Linked DNA regions of Homo sapiens: all the other regions are linked to region 1. Evidence: chromatin contacts called from ENCODE Hi-C data. All regions are on one chromosome and are shown on one strand. Each heading gives the region's core, a stretch centred on a gene start or an enhancer-like site at or near the end of the contact. The rest is flanking DNA. Distances are from core to core; before and after follow the strand shown.

Region 1 (3,887 bases), core at 529-3,028:
ACATAAAAAACCAGTATAATATATACAAAATTATCATTTTATGTCAGGATAAAATTTATCATGTTGGCAACAGAATATGTCCTGCCGACCTCCAAGTGGCTGGCACAGTACATCCACCCCGTGACAGGCCCACTGGGACTGTGGTGAACGTGCCTGTACCTCAGTACAAAGTCCCCTTTCCCTGAGAAATGTACAGAAGGAGAGATGAAGAGCGCGTATCCAAAAGGAAGAGGAAGAGGCTGGGTGCCCTGTGCCCCGAGCTCAGAACTTCGGGGGGATGACCGGCCAGTAATTAGGCTGCTTTGGATCACAGTGCTTGTCAAAGCTCAGCTGCACGTTAGCCTCCATGGCCTGGATCTTGGCGGCGCTGTCCCAGTACAAACGCTTCATTTCGGCCTGGCGCCGCTCACCAGGCCTCTCAGCTGGGGCCTCTACCGACCGGCGGGTGTTGCAGTACAGGTCGTGTTCAGCGTTCACGTAGCTGTTCAGGCGCTCCGCATCCAGCTGTTGCCGCCGCAGTAGTTCTTCTCTGTGCCTCTCTGTCTCTGCAAAGTACTGGCGGAGCTCTTCGGTGATTTCCATATTGCTCAGGTCACATGCTACCTCTGCATCTGACTCGGTCTCCATCTCTTCCTCCTTGGATAAGGCTTGGTCTTCTCTTGTGGATGCCTGGATCCTACTGCTGCCATGTGGATGTTGCCCAGACCCTCTGAAATGTGAAGAACTGCAGGGGGAGTCCTGCTAGGCCACATGATGGTCATAGAAGGACTGAGGATACGCAGCCTGGTTATCGTAAGAGCTTTGGGGAAGAAGCGCAGGAAGGAAGAACCATGGAAGACTGAAACAGGATTCCACCGCCTTCCTGTAGGCATTGTGGTGGCTTTGCATCCAAGCCATTGCTTGATGATAATGTTGCCAGTATCTTGCATATACTGGATGAGAATACCAAGGCCTGGTAGCTTTTGATGTTGATGCCTTCACCACTGCCATCTCCGATTGTGAAAGTCCAAATGGGTGCCGAAACTTGTGGGCGCGCAGCTTGCAGATCCTGGGCGGTGGCCAAGCAGGCCATGTTTTAGAATTCTTTCCAGGCGGGTCGCATTGGCTCACGCCTGTGATCCTAACACTTTGGGAGGCGGAGACGGGGCTGGGGGTGGGGGGATCGCTTGAGTCCAGGAGTTGGAGACCTGCTTGGGCAACATGGCAAAACCCCCATCTCTATAAAAATAATTTAAAAATTTTTTAAAAGAATTATTATTTCCATTTTATTTCAGTGCTTTGTCCTTTAAGAAAATTTATTGACATAGCGATAATCAGACTCCATACGCTATTTTGTATCTTGCTTTTCAAATTTGCCACAGGCTTCTAGAAACGTCCCAGACTTCTGTGTCTCCATGGAGGAAACCCCGTAAGTACTTACAAATGTTATGATTAGTCATCCCTAGCCAATACTAAGCAAAAGGTAGGCATGCGGTTTTATTAGTTTGGGCAGGAAGAAGGCATTCCAACCGGCTTCTTTCGCTCTTGCCAGGTTCAAACATGGCGGGCCGCAGCCGGCCCTTCCCGTACACTCGGCTTGCTTTCCCACAACCCCCGCCAATCTTTAGCGCTCCTTTTTTACCTTCCTTCCCCGTCAGCGGCTCCAGAGGGTCAGCACCTCCGAGCGTGACAGCGGACCTGCTTCCCGCCCCCCACGCGAGGGCCCGCCCACCAGCCCGCGTCAGCCAATAGCAGGCCGCGCCGATGGGGCTGGTAGCGCCGGTCGGCCCCGCCTCCCCAGCCTCGCTGTGGCCTGCGGCTCCCGGGCTGGTAGCGCGCCGCTCTCGGTCGCGCGGAGTGATCGTGTGGAATCGCGGGTCGCGGACGCTCGCCGCCGGCCATAGCTCAGCCTAGCGCCGCCAAGGCCGACGGCCCTCAGCCTCTGCCATGGACTTCGAGGACGGTAAGCGCTGCCTCTGGCTGGTCGGCGCAGCTGGCAGGAGGCGGGGTGGCCTACGCAGGGGGTCTGTTTACCGTCTCAAGATGGCCGTGTGGGCTTTGTTCTGCGGGCCCGGAGGCCGCCCGCCCGCCCCGGGCCCAGCGCCCGGAGTCGGCCTCTTTGGGGACCCACGCGCCCCGATTCGGCCCGCTCGGCGCCCGCTGCCGGCGGAGACAAGAGAACTCGGTGTCCGGTAGGACGCGCCTAGAGCGCGAGAGCCTCCGGGCTGGAGCCCCAGACTCGCCTTGGCCCCTGGTAGTGGAAATTGCCCCGACGTCTCCAACTTCCCGGTCTCGGGCAAACGGGCGAGTGCGGCCTCACCCACCTAGTCTCGCATTCGCCCCACAGGGCAGCGACCCAGACCGTCCGTTTAGTTAATCCTCAGCCTCGGGTTACTTCTTGCCAGATAGAATTTTCAGAGGCTTGTTCACAGTGATGTTTCTGTTTGTCCCGGTTTAAGATGAGTTGAAAGGGTGTCTGTAAGTGATATGTATAGATAAATATCTATGCAAAATGGAAAGCAAGATGTTTCCTGGTTAGTAAACTGGGGTGTTTATCACCAAAAATTACCTGCTTATTAATCCCTAACTTGAAATATTTATGTGAACCAAAGCACTTTTCTTTGGATCGTGTGTAGGTAGGATTTAAGTTAATCAGAATTTTGGCACAGCAAGCATCAAATGTCCTTCACATTTAGACCTGTACACAGCCTTGTAAGTGTTTGACTTACGGATTAAATAAACTGTATTTTAGCAATACTTTTCAGTTGTCTCAGATACTAATTCTTTAAACCACTTTTACAGGGTCACAAAGTAATATTAATTTGGTCTTCACTTTTGTTTTCAAACCTTGCTTGGAATTGGTGTCAAGATAAAGTGGTATGTAGTGACAACATTAGGGAGACATGGGAAAGGACTTATGTGATTAAACTGGATTTAATCCTGAGTAACCAGGCATGCTTAAGTAAAACCAGTTCACTAAGTAGGCTGTAAACTTTTAACCCCACCAAAAAAATGATCTTTAAATGAGGTGTGATCTCAGCATATGTCTTACTCGATGAGCTTTTGATTTTTCATAACATTTCATGCAACAAAGAATTAAAGCTTTCATATCTAGGTACAGATTTGTGAAAGGGGACTGGAATAGCCCTCTTGTAGATACTTTTCAGTTACTTTGAAATAGTAAGTTCAGCTCTTAAGAGTAGCACACTCTCGTGGTTTTGTTTGTTTTGGTTGGACTTTAACTCATTTTGATGTAGATACCTTTAAACTATGAATATTTGGGCTGGGCACGATGGCTCACACCTGTAATCTCAGCACTTTGGGAGGCGGAGGCAGAAGAATCCCTTGAACCCGGGAGGCGAAGGTTGCAGTGAGCCGAGATCGTGCCATTGCACTCTAGCCTGGGCAACAAGAGCCAAACTTCGTCTGAAAAAAAAAAAACAAAAAACCAACAACAAAACAAAAAACTATGAATATTTGAAGTGGCCAGAGTTGGGAGTGAAAATAAAAAATATATTATTGTATTTTCATGCTGTAGTTTGATGATAATGCCAACACCCAAGGTATAGCAGAGGCTAACAAAGTGGAGGTGGGGCAGTAGAAACAGTTCTTTCCACTCCCCACCCAAGGCAATAAGGGAATCCATTTCTATGGAGAATTGAAAAACAATAATAAAATGTAGTATGTCTGCTTTCTGTTATTGCCATATGCCAGAATTCTAAACAGTGTCAGTGATAGAAATTCTAAACAATATTAGTGATGAAATACGCCCTGTCTCACTGCCCAAATATACCACTGCTGTATTTGGAAGATGGAGTTTGACTAACACCATATATGAATCTATTCCTGTATAGTGTAGCAGGATTCTGTTGTATCCAGATGACCACTATATTAAATTCTGTTCTTTC
Region 2 (3,758 bases), core at 79-2,578, 720 kb before region 1:
AAGAAAACATCTGTTTTCAGCCATATGATTCTAGTTTGGGTTTTGCGCCTGCATTTGTATATGTAGTTGTTATTGCTTGCTTTTGCTTATTTTGCATAGTTTCTGGTTTGAATTTCAAGGAAAAGGAAAAGGCTCTTATTAAGGATATAAATGGAAATCAAACTAGTACAAAATGCTTGAAGTATGTGTCATGGTAAGAAATTCAAAGGAGAGAATTTCAACGAGTGAACAGTTGCCAGACAGTATTGAGGGATCCAGTTGGGCAACTGTTAAATTAGGTGATTCATAATAGTAAAGGCAATAGAGTAGTAGAAGCAGAACCCAACACAAAAGGGGTTAGTTAAGTGAGTAGATGCCAAGAAACCAACATGAATTAAGTCAGGGCTATTGCTAAAGGAAGAAATCTACTTTCAAACAAAGTACAAGACTATGACTAAAAATACATCACTGTTTTCATGAAACTTCTCTCTGGGCAACATTTTTTTCTTGTCCTTAATGTTTGCAAGCTACTTACATTGCATCATATTCATTGTTCTTTCTCATGAAAATAATAGCTATCATAGTTTTTGAAACTTTCATGCTGAAGTTCGAGTCAGTTTAATCAGATTTTATGAAGGACGAAGGTAACTTAAGTGGAAATTATGATCCTGAATAAGTCATAAAATTGCAAAGGAAGAAAAATAATTTGAAGGCATTTCAAACTCTTAGTTTAGTCACCACACACATTGATGTCTAATTCAGCAAGAGGCAGACACAGCTGGTACTTGATGAATTCTGCTGCCTGTCTGATAAGAATACAATTTATTCTTTACTGAGGTCTGATATACCACATCAGGATAAGCTGCATCCTATCCTTTGTAGAATGTTTCTAAAACCAAATGAATCTTGCAAATCTCTTCCACCTCTTGCCCCAGTCTTACCGTGTCCGGAATTGGTGGGTTCTTGGTCTCACTGACTTCAAGAATGAAGCCGCGGACCCTAGCGTTGAGTGTCACGGTTCTTAAAGGTGGCGTGTCAGGAGTTTGCTCCTTCTGATGTTCGGATGTGTTTGGAGTTTCTTCCTTCTGGTGGGTTCGTGGTCTGGCTGGCTCAGGAGTGAAGCTGCAGACCTTCGCGGTGAGTGTTACAGCTCTTAAGGCTGCGCGTCTGGAGTTGTTTGTTCCTCCTGGTGGGTTCGTGGTCTCGCTGGCTTCAGGAGTGAAGCTGCAGACATTCCCAGTGAGTGTTACAGCTCATAAAGGCAGTGTGGACCCAAAGAGTGAGCAGCAGCAAGATTTATTGCAAAGAGTGAAAGAACAAAGGTTCCACAGCCTGGAGGGTGACCTCAGTGGGTTGCCACTGCTGGCTACTTCTCTTATCTGGCCCCACCCACATCCTGCTGATGGGTCCATTTTACAGAGAGCCGATTGGTCCATTTTACAGAGAGCTGATTGGTCTGTTTTGACAGGGTGCTGATTGGTGTGTTTACAATCCCTGAGCTGGACACAAAAGTTCTTCATGTCCCCACTAGATTAGCTAGATACAGAGTGTGGATTGGCCTATTTACAAACCTTGAGCTAGATACAGAGTGCTGATTGGTGCATTTACAAACCTTGAGGTAGATACAGAGTGCTGATTGGTGCATTTACAATCCCTTAGCTAGACATAAAGATTCTCCAAGTCCCCACCAGATTAAATAGATACAGAGTGCTGATTGGTGTATTTACAATCCCTTAGCTAGACATAAAGATTCTCCAAGTTCCCACTAGACTCAAGAGCCCAGCTGGCTTCACCCAGTGGATCTTGCACCGGGCGGCAGGTGGAGCTGCCTGCCAGTCCTGCTCCATGCACTGGCACTCCTCGGTCCTTGGGCCATGGATGGGACAGGGTGCTGTGGAGCAGGGGTCAGCACAGGTTGGGGAGGCTCAGGCAGCACAGGAACCCATGGCGGGGTGAGGTGGGGAGCGGGAGAGGGGAGGAGGCTCAGGCATGGCAGGCTGCAGGTCCCCAGCCCTGCCCCACCGGGAGGCAGCTAAGGCCCTGCAAGAAGTGGAGCACAGCAGCTGCTGGCCCAGGTGCTAAGCCCCTCACTGCCTGGGGCCGCTCCGAGTGCAGGTCCCTCAGAGCCCAAGCCCACCCAGAACTCGCGCTGGCCCTCAAGCACCGGGCGCAGCCCCAGTTCCCACCCCTGCCTCTCCCTCCACACCTCCCAGCAAGCTGAGGGAGCCAGCTCCGGCCTCGGCCAGCCCAGGAAGGGGCTCCCACAGTGCAGCGGAGGGCTGAAGGGCTCCTCAAGTGCCGCCAGAGTGGGTGCCCAGGCAGAGGAGGCACCGAGAGCGAGGGAGGGCTGCAAGGGCTGCCAGCACGCCGTCACCTCTCATTACCTTGATTATAAAATCGGGAGAAGAGGTATTTTAGAGCTAGTAAGAAAACTGCTTCCATGAGGGACTGGGCACGGTGGCTCACGCCTGTAATCCCAGCATGTTGGGTGGCCGAGGCGGGTGGATGACGAGGTCAGGAGATCTAGACCATCCTGGCTAACACGATGAAACCCCGTCTCTACTAAAAATATACAAAAAATTACCTGGGCATGGTGGCGGGCGCCTGTGGTCCCAGCTACTCGGGAGGCTGAGGCAGGAGAATGGCTTGAACCTGGGAGGCGGAGCTTGCAGTGAGCCGAGACTGCACCACTGCACTTCAGCCTGGGTGACAGAGCGAGACTCTGTCTCAAAAAAAAAAAAAAAAAGAAAAGAAAAGAAAAAAGAAAGCTGCTTCGATGAGAACTTGCTGAGTTCGAACTCTCGTCTTTTACTTTCACTGTGGTGATTTCTCATTTATTTTCTTCACTCAGTCCTGGGGTTTTTGTTCTTCCCACCCCATTTTCCCTGCTCGAAAAAGGAGACAATTTGAATACAAAATATGGAATAACAGAAAGGGGGATTTTTGAAAGTTCTCTGTAGGAAATAGAAACCAAAAAGGAAATTCAGTGACTAAGCCAGATGACAAAGGGAATTGCCCAACTGTTACCTAGTGTAGATAGGCTGGATGTATTTGACCTGACTTCTTTGAAACTGCATGTTTCCTAGAAACTGCAGAGAATCCTTTCAGTGCCAGCCATACTCCTCCCTGCTTCCATTGTTGTTGTTACTAGAAGAGAAATTTGAGATCTTTCACAGTTGTTCAAAGTATGTGGTATTTCAAACCTAGCTTGAAATACGTTGACATTCATCTCCAGTTTGGGAGTAGGCCAGGGGAAGAGCTCATATGATTTTTGAGGTCTATTGTTGTGAAATGTTAGAGCTGCTCACACAGGACTAAGTTTATTACTTTCGCAGTAGGTTCAGTAGCTGAGAACTTTAACTCACAGGCAAGGACAAAGTTTTTGGCACTTAGTACATGATGAATGATAACAAGGATATTATTTATTAGACATTTGTAATGCCCTGGACAGGTTTCACTACTTTGTGTGGATTATTCTATTTTAATTCTCCCAACAAATGCTTTCTCCCAATTTTACAAAAGCTAAGACACAGGGAGATTTAGTAACTTGCCCAAAATCACAGAGCTACTAATAAATGGATCTTAAGACTGAAACCCAAGCACTTTATTGTAGTCCTTTTGTGTTTGTTGAGTGAATCATCATAATAATCATCATTATTATTGTCCCTTTTTAATAAATGGATTCTAAGATCTGGACACTAAATATCTCATATTATCCTGGTTTCAATCCTACAAGACAATTTTTTTTCTATCTTTATTTTACAATGAACAGAGTGGCT
Region 3 (4,230 bases), core at 1,055-3,554, 930 kb before region 1:
AAGATAAGGAGCCCGACTGTGAATGGAAAGTTAGCTTTCAGTATTCATCCTCATCTCTTTCTCTCCTCACATCTTCATAATGGAGGCTGACTGTGTAGATGGACAGAAGGGACTTGGCAGAGCTTTGCTCATGCCACTCACCCTTTTTCTTTCCAGCCAGCTTGTTCATCAGGTAGGATTTGCCTGTGCGGTAGAGGCCCACAATTGCCACCACCACCATAGGCTGTGTAATGGCAGAAAGGATCTTCAGAGCTTCTGGATTCGCCATCAGTCGCCCATTAGTGTTCTCAATGAGGCACATTGGGCCTGTCATGTGGATCTCTGATGCCATGTCCAGGCTGTTCCCTTGTCTGCAAGAGAAGAGGTGAAATACATGAGAATTTCTAGTGTTTTGCAATTATAAGGGAGAATCATAAGATTCCCCAGTATGGCCAAAAGTTTTGTGTGTGACAGCAAAAGAGATGAGGCAAAATCTGTATCATTTGAGAAAGTTATGGAAGTATTGTCAAAGTAGCTCATTATGAAAAATGTTAGCATGACAGTGACTTATCAACACTCAACTACTCTCACGACCCAAATATTTCATTTAGTTTATTGTGGAAAACTTTCTTTTTGGATTCTTATTAGATATTTTCACTAGTCAATTAATGGAAGATAGAATAGGATTTAGAGGATTTATTTGCATCCTGGCTGTATGTAAGGAATTCAATATTGATTCACTTATTAATTCTCACAGTGAATAAACATCCAACACAGTGAATCAGTATTCATAGTTTGATGTTTACCCTTAGAAAAATTTCCAAAGATTTTTAAATGTGTTCCTTCCTCCATCTTCAAATGATTATGCTTATTTCACTGCAATGAGGATTGACAAAGCTTCTCACATTGCCATTCTGGAAGTGGTAACAATGTAACATACTTTTGCAAATTTTATAAAACTATACAACCATGTGAAACACATGGCTAGGGAACCTTCCAAGGGCTCCTAAGGGTCATGTCCAAGAGAAGGGCCCTGAAACTTAAGCTTCATTAGAGTCACGATAAGATAGCTTCTAAGTCACTGAGGGTATGAATGCAAAATTGCAAATACTGAATGTTTCCTCCAGATAATAAGGATTAAAAGATCAAGAGGCAGATAAAGAGAGCTACCTAGGAAGTTGTTCAAATAAAATATATTTCCAGCGATACAGCTTTAGGATTTCTGTTTTGTTCTGTTTTCCATTTGGTAGGGTAGGAGAAAGAGAAATAGAAAGAGGAGGAATAGTAGGAGTGGAGAGGAGGATAAGGGGCTGGGAATGTGTGTGTGTGTGTGTGTGTGTGTGTGTGTGTGTGTGTGTGAGAGAGAGAGAGAGAGAGAGAGAGAGAGAGAGAGGAGCTGTCAGACCAGAGGTGATGAATGAGGCTAGTGTCTTGACAAGGCATTCAGGGGAAGACTTTGCAGAAGGCAGGATCAAAGTAGTCTGAGTGCATGGAGAGGTTAAAGTAAGCAAAGATATTTTCTGTAGAGATGCATTACAGGAGAATTAAAGAGGAAACACTTTTGGCCCTGCTCTCTACTAAAAGAAGACAAAATTGGAAGCACTTCAGTGAAGCAGTGGGGTTGAATTTCACTTCTAAGGGACAGGGATCAGTGGGCACTAGGAAATTAGTGAGTCTGGACTATTTCTAAAGAAAGTAATCCATTCTGAAACAAAGTTCACAAGTGTAATAAAAAGTATACTGTTTTCATGAATCTTCATCTTTCAGGCTGAGTTTCAGTTTTTTCTTTGTCTTTAACCGTGTCAGTGGGCTGCTTACTCTGCTTCTCATTTGCTGTTCTTTCCTTCCATGAAAAGAACCCGTTTGTAACTCTTCCATTTCTTAGCTGCATAGAAGCAGGATTCAGTCCATCACTGACGATGGAAATGTAATCATATCCCTAGTCAACATAGATAATGTCAACAAAGAGAAAGACTATCCTAGTACATTTCAAATGCTCAGTTTAGCCCCTGTCTACTGGTGCCTAATTCAACACAAGCACTGTAGTGGCACTTAAGGCCATGCTGTCCCTGATAACACCAGGATTTCATCTGACCTGCGTCCCACTTCAGGCTCATCTGCAGCCTAATTTGGTTCTGATGATGTTTAAGAAAATGAACTGACCTTTATAAATTCCTTCCCATCCCTGCCACAACCTTATAGGTTCCATATCACTGAGCTGAGATCCTTTGGAGCTAGAGAGAAAGCTGCTTGATGAGAAGTAGTAAAAGTTCTTACCTGTTCTTTTTCTCCTTAGTTCACGAGCACTGGCTTCTAGCACTTCTGTGTCTCTCACTGGATCCCTGGACTAATATTTCACTGTTCCGAAGTTGTAGGGCTGGGATTTCCTCATTGATGAAATATTTAGAAGCTAAGCAGATTTGTAATGGATTTAGAGTAATATGAAACTGAAAGTACTTCGTTCAAATCACTGACTCCACTACCATAAATGGAATTAGTGGAGTGTGCCAGTGGGAGGGTTTAAAGATTTCTCAACCAGAAGCTTCAAATTTTTTTTGTTGTTGTTGGAAATCTTAGAGACCATTTGTTGTCTAACAAAATGCCCATTAGGTTTTGAATACAATGATACATGTCTCATGGATTGAGTCAATTTGAGAAACCTAGAATGAGGAGGCATCATGTTAATTTTCAGCTACAATTTCCTAAAATAATAGACACACTCTCAATGGAGCTGCCTATTCTTTGAGAGGTGCAGTACATAAGGAAAGGACATGTTTAACACACTCATGAACACCTAACCCCTGGCACTTAATGCCCAGCACACAGCCAGGAGGGGGCTCCATGTGTTGTACTCATGTTCTAGGCTCAGTACTGATGGCTTTACATGAATCGCACAACTGAAAACTCATAATATTTCCTCATGGTTTTATAGAAACTGAGCACAGAAAGACTTTATTAGTTGTCTAAAATCATAACACTGTAACTAATCTGAACCCAAGCACTCATGATCCCATACCCTCTTCTTGAACCACTTCACTATGCTGCTTATTTACTAAGTGAAAAATTGTAGAAATATTTTATTTATAGGTTTTTTATTTTTAAATTTATTATAGTGTGATTTTATTTTTATAGATTGTTTTCTAAGAGCTGTTTGTGTTTTATGTCTAATTCAGTAATGACTTCTAGCATACAGAATAAGTGGCATTATCTCTATTTTACAGCAAAAGCAAATAAAATAGTAAAAAGCCTGAGTGAACATTTCATTTAAAAATATATTTATAGTGATGTGGTTTCACTTTGTTGCTTAGGTTGGTCTTGAACTCCTTCCTTCAAATGATCCCCCTGCCTCGGCCTCCCAAATTGCTGGGATTATAGGCATGAGCCACCAGACCCAACCTTGTGTGAGCATTTCTTTTTTTTTCTTTTTCTTTTTCTTTTTTTTTTTTTTTTTTTTTGAGATGGAGTTTCACTCTTGTTGCCCAGGCTGGAGTGCAGTGGCACGATCTCGGCTCACTGCAACCTCCGCCTCCTGGGTTCAATCAATTCTCCTGCCTCAGCCTCCCAAGTAGCTGGGACTACAGGCATGTACCACTATCCTGGCTAATTTTGTATTTTTAGTAGAGATGGGGTTTCTCCATGGTGGTCAGGCTGGTCTCGAACTCCCGACCTCAGATGATCCACCCACCTTGGCCTCCCAAAGTGCTGGGATTACAAGTGTGAGCCACCAGGCCTGGCCAAGCATTTCTCACTTACACATTAAAATTATATATTAGATGTATATAAATTGCAGATACAGTGTCTTTTCTCATTCATACTTTGTAAAATAATTTTATCTAAACTCTTTCTATCATCCTTCCTTAACACTGTAGCTCCTTTATTATTAAAACTACTTTAAAGTCTTTTACTTTTTAGAGCATAACATTCTTACATCTGTCAAAATTATTTGAACCATTTAAAATCTCTGCAGATTGTCCTGGAAGTGTAGGGGTGGGTTGCCCCTCCACACCTGTGGGTGTTTCTCGTAAGGTGGAACGAGAGACTTAGGAAAGAAAAAGACACAGAGACAAAGTAGAGAGAAAGAAATAAGGGGAGCCGGGGAACCAGCGTTCAGCATATGGAGGATCCCGCCAGCCTCTGAGTTCCCTTAGTATTTATTGATCATTCGTGGGTGTTTCTCCGAGAGGGGGATGTGTCAGGGTCACAAGACAATTGTGGGGAGAGGGTCAGCAGACAAACACGTGAACAAAGGTC

The links. Hi-C counts contacts between places; a loop is a spot of excess contacts on that map. Pooled maps may share reads with other maps.
Region 2: a pooled map shows a loop between it and region 1 (4-fold over the local background). The contact joins the promoter of GBP5 here to the promoter of ZNF326 in region 1. A Hi-C loop is called at or near these places in 5 of 50 pooled maps.
Region 3: a pooled map shows a loop between it and region 1 (6-fold over the local background). The contact joins the promoter of GBP1 here to the promoter of ZNF326 in region 1. A Hi-C loop is called at or near these places in 5 of 50 pooled maps.

What each region holds. Positions count from the first base shown.
Region 1 is chr1:89,993,332-89,997,218 of GRCh38, forward strand. ZNF326 (zinc finger protein 326) reads left to right here and starts at 1,779. Exons shown (of 12, transcript NM_182976.4): 1 at 1,779-1,942. The coding sequence starts at 1,927. It also overlaps the pseudogene GEMIN8P4. RefSeq lists enhancers at 1,431-1,997, 1,998-2,563, 2,445-2,494 and a silencer at 1,585-2,224.
Region 2 is chr1:89,271,532-89,275,289 of GRCh38, forward strand. GBP5 (guanylate binding protein 5) reads right to left here and starts at 1,329. Exons shown (of 12, transcript NM_052942.5): 1 at 921-1,329. It also overlaps the pseudogene LOC100421401.
Region 3 is chr1:89,062,904-89,067,133 of GRCh38, forward strand. It overlaps GBP1 (guanylate binding protein 1), which reads right to left and starts at 2,305. Exons shown (of 11, transcript NM_002053.3): 1 at 2,257-2,305; 2 at 142-350. The coding sequence starts at 331. All of the region lies in intron 2 of LOC105378841 (a long non-coding RNA gene), which reads left to right. RefSeq lists an enhancer at 2,502-2,601.